2 separate regions of the Mus musculus genome follow, and region 1 is linked to region 2. Evidence: chromatin loops called from intact Hi-C (ENCODE). Cell type or tissue: heart. All regions are shown on one strand. Links, peaks and the distances in the headings refer to the core of each region. The heading gives the core; the rest is flanking DNA. Region 1 overlaps Iqsec2 (IQ motif and Sec7 domain 2). Region 2 holds the start of Tspyl2 (TSPY-like 2).

Region 1 (2,913 bases), core at 215-2,714, 170 kb after region 2:
TGTATGATTCAGGCATATCTAAGCATGTTACATAAACTTATATAATGACTCACAAGGAGCTGAATGAATTCAGAGTGAGGAACTTTCTTCCAGCCACAGGGTACTAGTAAGTCCTTCATCTGGCAGGTACTGTGGACTAGGCACAGTGCTGGCTTCTAAAGGGAGATAATGTCCTGTCTTCAGGAAGTGTATGTCTGAGCGGAGACAGATATTATGTTCACATGGAGACAGGAAGGAGAAAGAATTCTATGCAGAAGAAAAGACCTGAGCTACTGCTTCCAGGAACTTCAAAGAGGCCAATGTGGCAGAGGTAACATTGCAGAACACACATGAGGCTGGAGGTGCAGGAGGGGTTCAATATTGCAAATCCTTGGAGGCCATCATAGGCTTTCCTTACTTAAACTAGGGTAAGTTTGGAAGTCTATGGTTCATTGCTAGGCAGGGAAGGGAGTACCTGTAAAGCCCCTGGAGTTGTATGGAAAGTATTCTCAGAGAAATATATTTTCTAGATTCCATCCGATACCTAGATGGATGTGTGATTCCAAAGGGTAGAGAAGCTTGCAATTAGATTCCATGCTTTAAATACCCAGTAAATAAGCAGGTATCATAGATCCTTAGGTGACCTAGCTCCCATCTTCCACCTTCAGCTAATCTTGGTCTCCCTCCATTTTGTTTTGTTTTGAGATAGGGTTTTACCTCAGAGTCCAGGCTGGCCTTACACTTGAGCTCCTTCTGCCTGCATCTTATCAGTATTATGGTTACAGAAATGTACCACATCCCCCCCCCCAACCTGCACCTCACCCAGACAGAATGACTTCTAATTCCCAGGCATACTCAGCGGCTCCATGCCTCATCTTTTTTTTTTTAATTTTTTATTGGGTATTTATTTCTTTTTTTTTTTAAAGATTTATTTATTTATTTATTATATGTAAGTACATTGAAGCTGTCTTCAGACACTCCAGAAGAGGGGGTCAGATCTTGTTACGGATGGTTGTGAGCCACCATGTGGTTGCTGGGATTTGAACTCTGGACCTTCGGAAGAGCAGTCGGGTGCTCTAACCCACTGAGCCATCTCACCAGCCCGGGTATTTATTTCTTTTACATTTCCAATGCTATCCCAAAAGTCCCCCACACGCTCCCCCACCCACCCACTCCCACTTGGCCCTGGCATTCCCCTGTACTGAGGCATATAAAGTTTGCACGACCAATGGGCCTCTCTTTCCACTGATGGCCGACCAGGCCATCTTCTGATTCATATTCCATGCCTCATCTTAACTTGTGCTCTCCCCCTGGCCTCCCAGAGCCACCTCCCCACCTGAATAGTCTTCAAAAATCAGCTAGAAGCTGTGTCTTCTGGGAACCTGCCCTGATCCCATCTAGGCAGGGTGAATCACCTCCCTAGTCCCCTTCCACCCTGCTCGTCTCTCAGCCACCTTCTCTCAACACTGTTCACAGTTTCATCTACTTAATTTGGAAATCTGTAGGAACAGGTGTCTCACTGATCCCAATGTCCCCAGCACCTAGCACAGGCCCAGCTGGTTATAAATGTTGGTGGGAGACGATATACACAGCACAGCTGCAAGATAGGCCAGTGGACACTAGAGGGCACTGAAGCCACTATAATATAGTGAGGCTAACATACAGACCCACCTAGGAGGTTGCCTGGTCCTGTACACATTTCAAGGAGCCCAGGAAGCATGGAAACTCCTCAGCTGAGCCCTGTAGCTCCCTAGCAGTGGTACAACTGACGGGGGCCCCAGTTCCAGCCTCCTAAAGTACACTCTTCTAATTTCCAGATTCTTCTCTTAACAACCCACTCCCACTGCAGACGAAGCTTTAGTTCCGCACAAATCCAGGTGCCAACCACGCCTCCCACACTTCCAGCATATAATACTGTCCATTTCATCTCACACCACATCATCCTCCCTTAGATCACTTCTACTCATCCTCTAAGTCTCAGTTTGGACCATCAGCTTGGGAATTGTCCCTGATACTAAGACACTAAGGCATTCTTATAATTGTGGATATTTTCTGTTTCCTAACCAGACAGGGGAGTCCAGCGCAGGGTCCATCACTTTACTGTGCACCATCTTATTTGCCATATTGAATCAACTGGTATTGGTAGCTACTCAATAAATCATCTTTGAATGAAGGACAAAATGCATGAATTGGCGAGTCACTTCACTTCCTCTAGATATGTTTGCCCACCCTTAAATCGCCTCTAATTGGCAGAATGGTCATGAAGACTAAAGATAATGTGTGTCAAGTAGTCTCTAACACTACCTAAAATTCAATAGATATTTTCAGAGCTAAAAGCAATAATTAGTATTTGGAATAATAAAAACAAAGTAAGAAGAGGAGAAAAGAAAAGAGACTCTGCCCGAGCCTGGAATAATCTCTGTCACGTAGACTTAACAGTAATACTACATATTTATTAAAAATAATATCAGCATCTCTTGCTGGACCAGAACCAGAAGGCCCCAGATGAGGTGTTAAGAAGACTTTAGTTTTAGCTAGAGGATGCTAGGTCAGGGTCAACTTCAGAGCTATGGGCATTGCCCTCACATCTGGAGACCAGTCATTACTGGCACAGCTGGTTCCTAACTCTTTACTAATAGGTGAAAACTTGTCTAAGGGGTCATTAATTCCCTCTGTAATTAATGTAGAAACTGCAGGGTTTGTATTAATGGAGAAGTAAGCTCAAGCGTCATGTTGCTAATATTGATAATGTGTGTCTGTAATTATATACTACAAATAACTATAAATGTAGTCACTGAACTAACAAAACAGAAAAATATCTAAAGTGACCATGAATTTGGTAGCAGCTACACCATCAGGACCATTATGCCAGTTGTTCTGAGGCTATGAAGACTGCCACAAACTGGTAGCAATGATCATTTGTACTATGCACTT
Region 2 (2,913 bases), core at 217-2,716:
GCACACTCTATCATTGGTCCATGCAAGGTCCTTTTATTATTTTGCTTTGTCCCCTTCATCACCCATTCCTGATCCCATCCTTCCAACCCCACATAGGCACCGCTCTTCAGTACTTAATGTGTGTCCTTCCAAACCACCGTTCATGTGTTTATTTACTTATGTGTATCTGTGGAAAATATATGGTATTGATGTGTTTTAATTTACATAAACAGTATTGTACTATAAATCTTGCTCTGTTTCTTTTTTCACTTAACATTCTGTTTTTGCGAAATCCAGCCATGTTGCTATACATAGATCAAATTTATTCTAGTAGTCCATCTAAAACACATATCACATCCATTTTCCTGTTGATGGATTCTGAGGTTCCTTCCTCTGCTACCACAGCAAGGCTGCAATGGGCAATTATCTCCTCTCCTTAGGAATGTCTAATGTAGAAGAAACAAGCTCAGAGAGGGGCAGTGATTTGGCTAAAGTCACAGTGGAAGTCACCTGCTATGTGGATTCTAGAACCAGAGCCAAAACTCCACCATCGTGCCTCATCAAAGACCAGCCATTTCTGATCACAAACAAAATAAAATATAATATTAGGGTACAATTAATAGCCGCATTCATTTAGGAAAAGCTGGGGTAGAAATTATGTGTAGACAAAGAGAATTTTAAAGTTCTAGAAAAATCTAGCACATTAGTTGAATCACCTTTTTTTTTTTTTAATGACGCAGAGGAAGTTACTCTTTGCATCTGTGGAGCCATTTTGCAGAAATAGAAAAAGCCATGTCAAAACCTGACCACCAAAGCAAAAAGACCTCAGATATTTAAACTACTAGCAGTTCAAAGCAGCCTGCGACTGAGGGGCTACAGCGCTCACCCCACAGGCATAAACTGGTGGGGGAAGGGACAGATTTTAAAAGTGCGTAGTTGTTGGGGGAGTGGGGCGGGGAGAATGATAGCGAGGCTCTCTGATTTCATTTGAGCACATCTCGTTCCCTGGTGCTTGCGCACTCCCAGCCACCCTCCCCGGGCCTAGTCTTGTGGTCTTCAGAATCACTGGTACTTTTCCCATTGGCTAAAACATTGCAAGACTGAGGGTGAGGGGGCTCCTACCCTAGCTTTCCTCATAGCCAATCGCCCCGCAGTTTTCCTCTCATCACTGAGGGGCAGTCAGCCTGATGATTGGTGGGCGCGAAGGGAGCCAATTAGAAAATGATGATGTGTAGTGTTGGCAAGCGGATTGCGTGAGAGAAGGCAGGGGCTGAGGGAACGCTACCGCCAGCTCCGAGGCCTGCAGCCAATGGCGGGCAGAGCAGACGCCATGCCAGGGAGTGGGCGGGGCCTGGGCGATAGGCGCTGTGGGAGTGGGGCAGGCGCTGTGGGAGGGGACGTCAGAGCGAGGTGGTGAGCAGAGCTGGTCGCGTGAGGTGTGGCGGCTCCGCTTCAAGTGTGACTGGTGGCTACGGCCTTGTCTGAGAGCCGCAGAGCCAGTGTTGTGAGTGCGGTCACCATGGACCGCCCGGACGAGGGGCCTCCGGCCAAGACCCCCCGCCTGAGCAGCTCGGAACCCCGTCAGCGCGACCTGCCGCCCCCGCCACCCCCACCGCTCCAGCGACTGCCCCTGCCTCCACCCCAGCAGCGTCCGAGACCCCAGGAAGAAACCGAGGCTGCACAGGTGCTGGCTGACATGAGGGGGGTGGGCCCCACGCTGCCCCCACCACTGCCCTATGTCATTCTTGAGGAAGGGGGGATCCGCGCGTATTTCACCCTGAGTGCTGAGAGTCCCGGATGGGATCACGCAATGGAGTCAGGGTTCGGGGAGGCCCCTTCCACAGGGATCATGGAAACGCTCCCATCTTCAGAAATCTCTGGGGGAAGCCTGGCAATTGACTTTCAGGTTGCAGAGCCCAGCAGCCTCGGAGAGAAGGCCCTAGAAACCTGTAGCTTAGGAGGGTGGGGGCCCCAGATGTTAGTTGGTCCGAAGAGGAAGGAGGAGGCTATCATAATAGTGGAAGATGAGGATGAGGATGACAAGGAGAGTGTGAGGAGGCGGCAGCGTCGGAGGAGGAGGAGAAGGAAGCAGAGGAAGGCGAAGGAGAGCCGAGAGAGGAGTGCCCAGAGGATGGAGAGCATACTGCAGGCCCTGGAGAGCATTCAAATGGACCTGGAGGCGGTGAACATCAAGGCAGGCAAGGCCTTCTTGCGTCTCAAGCGCAAATTCATCCAGATGCGAAGGCCCTTTTTGGAGCGCAGAGACCTCATCATCCAGCATATCCCAGGCTTCTGGGTCAAAGCAGTATCCTTCTCATCAGTATGCATGGGCCAGAAGCCCATGACTGAAGGGGAGATGTGTGGAAGAGAGAGAAGAGGTGTGGGGGAGGGTCAGAGATGAGGATGATGAATCCCCATTAGAAGATTCTAGAAGGCGTGGAAGAGGGATGGCAAGAGGGCAAAATCGCATCTAAAACTAGACTGCAGAAGGGAAAAAGAGTAGCATTGCAACATTTAAAAAGAAAATGGATCCCAGACAATAAAAGAGGGAGGGGTAACGGAAAAGGCACACAGCCCATAAACGGAGCAACAGATAGAGAAAGGAGGAGAGGAGGGGGGAGTACAGGTGATGAACTGACTAAGGAGGGAGGGCGCATAAGCTCTTCGGGAAGCGTGCTCAAACCACACAAGGCTCCATAAACCTGGGTCTCTGCTTAGATACCTAGAAATCCCAAATCTGTCTACCATCCTCTCCATTAGAGGGGAGAGAGTAGAAATGGGATGGAACCCTGAAGAATCAGGAGAAAGACCACTTGGTTGTGAGGCTCAAGTGGTTAAATGAAGGGAAAGGTACAACAGGAAGAATCCAATCCACTATTGGTGACTGTTGAGCTCATTCCCAGGGAAACACGTATGCAACATTTGAAATGCACA

What was found. Peaks named below come from ENCODE experiments on the same cell type or tissue, not always from the same donor. Only the 100,000 strongest peaks of a DNase experiment are listed, where the experiment ranks them.
Region 1: it touches region 2 in a loop (2.0-fold over the local background); 1 of 42 quality-filtered maps calls a loop at or near these places.

What each region holds. Positions count from the first base shown.
Region 1 is chrX:152,174,164-152,177,076 of GRCm38, reverse strand. The region is part of intron 2 of Iqsec2 (IQ motif and Sec7 domain 2); the gene reads right to left. Among named protein-coding and RNA genes, the nearest start is that of Gm52430, 27 kb to the left of the region's middle. In heart, for the core only: a CTCF peak has its summit at 1,581 (motif pointing right); no DNase peak of the experiment used is centred there; H3K27me3 peaks cover 464 bases.
Region 2 is chrX:152,340,911-152,343,823 of GRCm38, reverse strand. Tspyl2 (TSPY-like 2) reads left to right here and starts at 1,340. Exons shown (of 7, transcript NM_029836.4): 1 at 1,340-2,284. The coding sequence starts at 1,499. It overlaps Gpr173 (G-protein coupled receptor 173), which reads left to right. Exons shown (of 4, transcript NM_001359449.1): 4 at 1-226. In heart, for the core only: no CTCF peak of the experiment used is centred there; a DNase peak (open chromatin) is centred at 1,183; H3K4me3 peaks cover 2,146 bases; H3K27ac peaks cover 1,697 bases; H3K27me3 peaks cover 1,608 bases.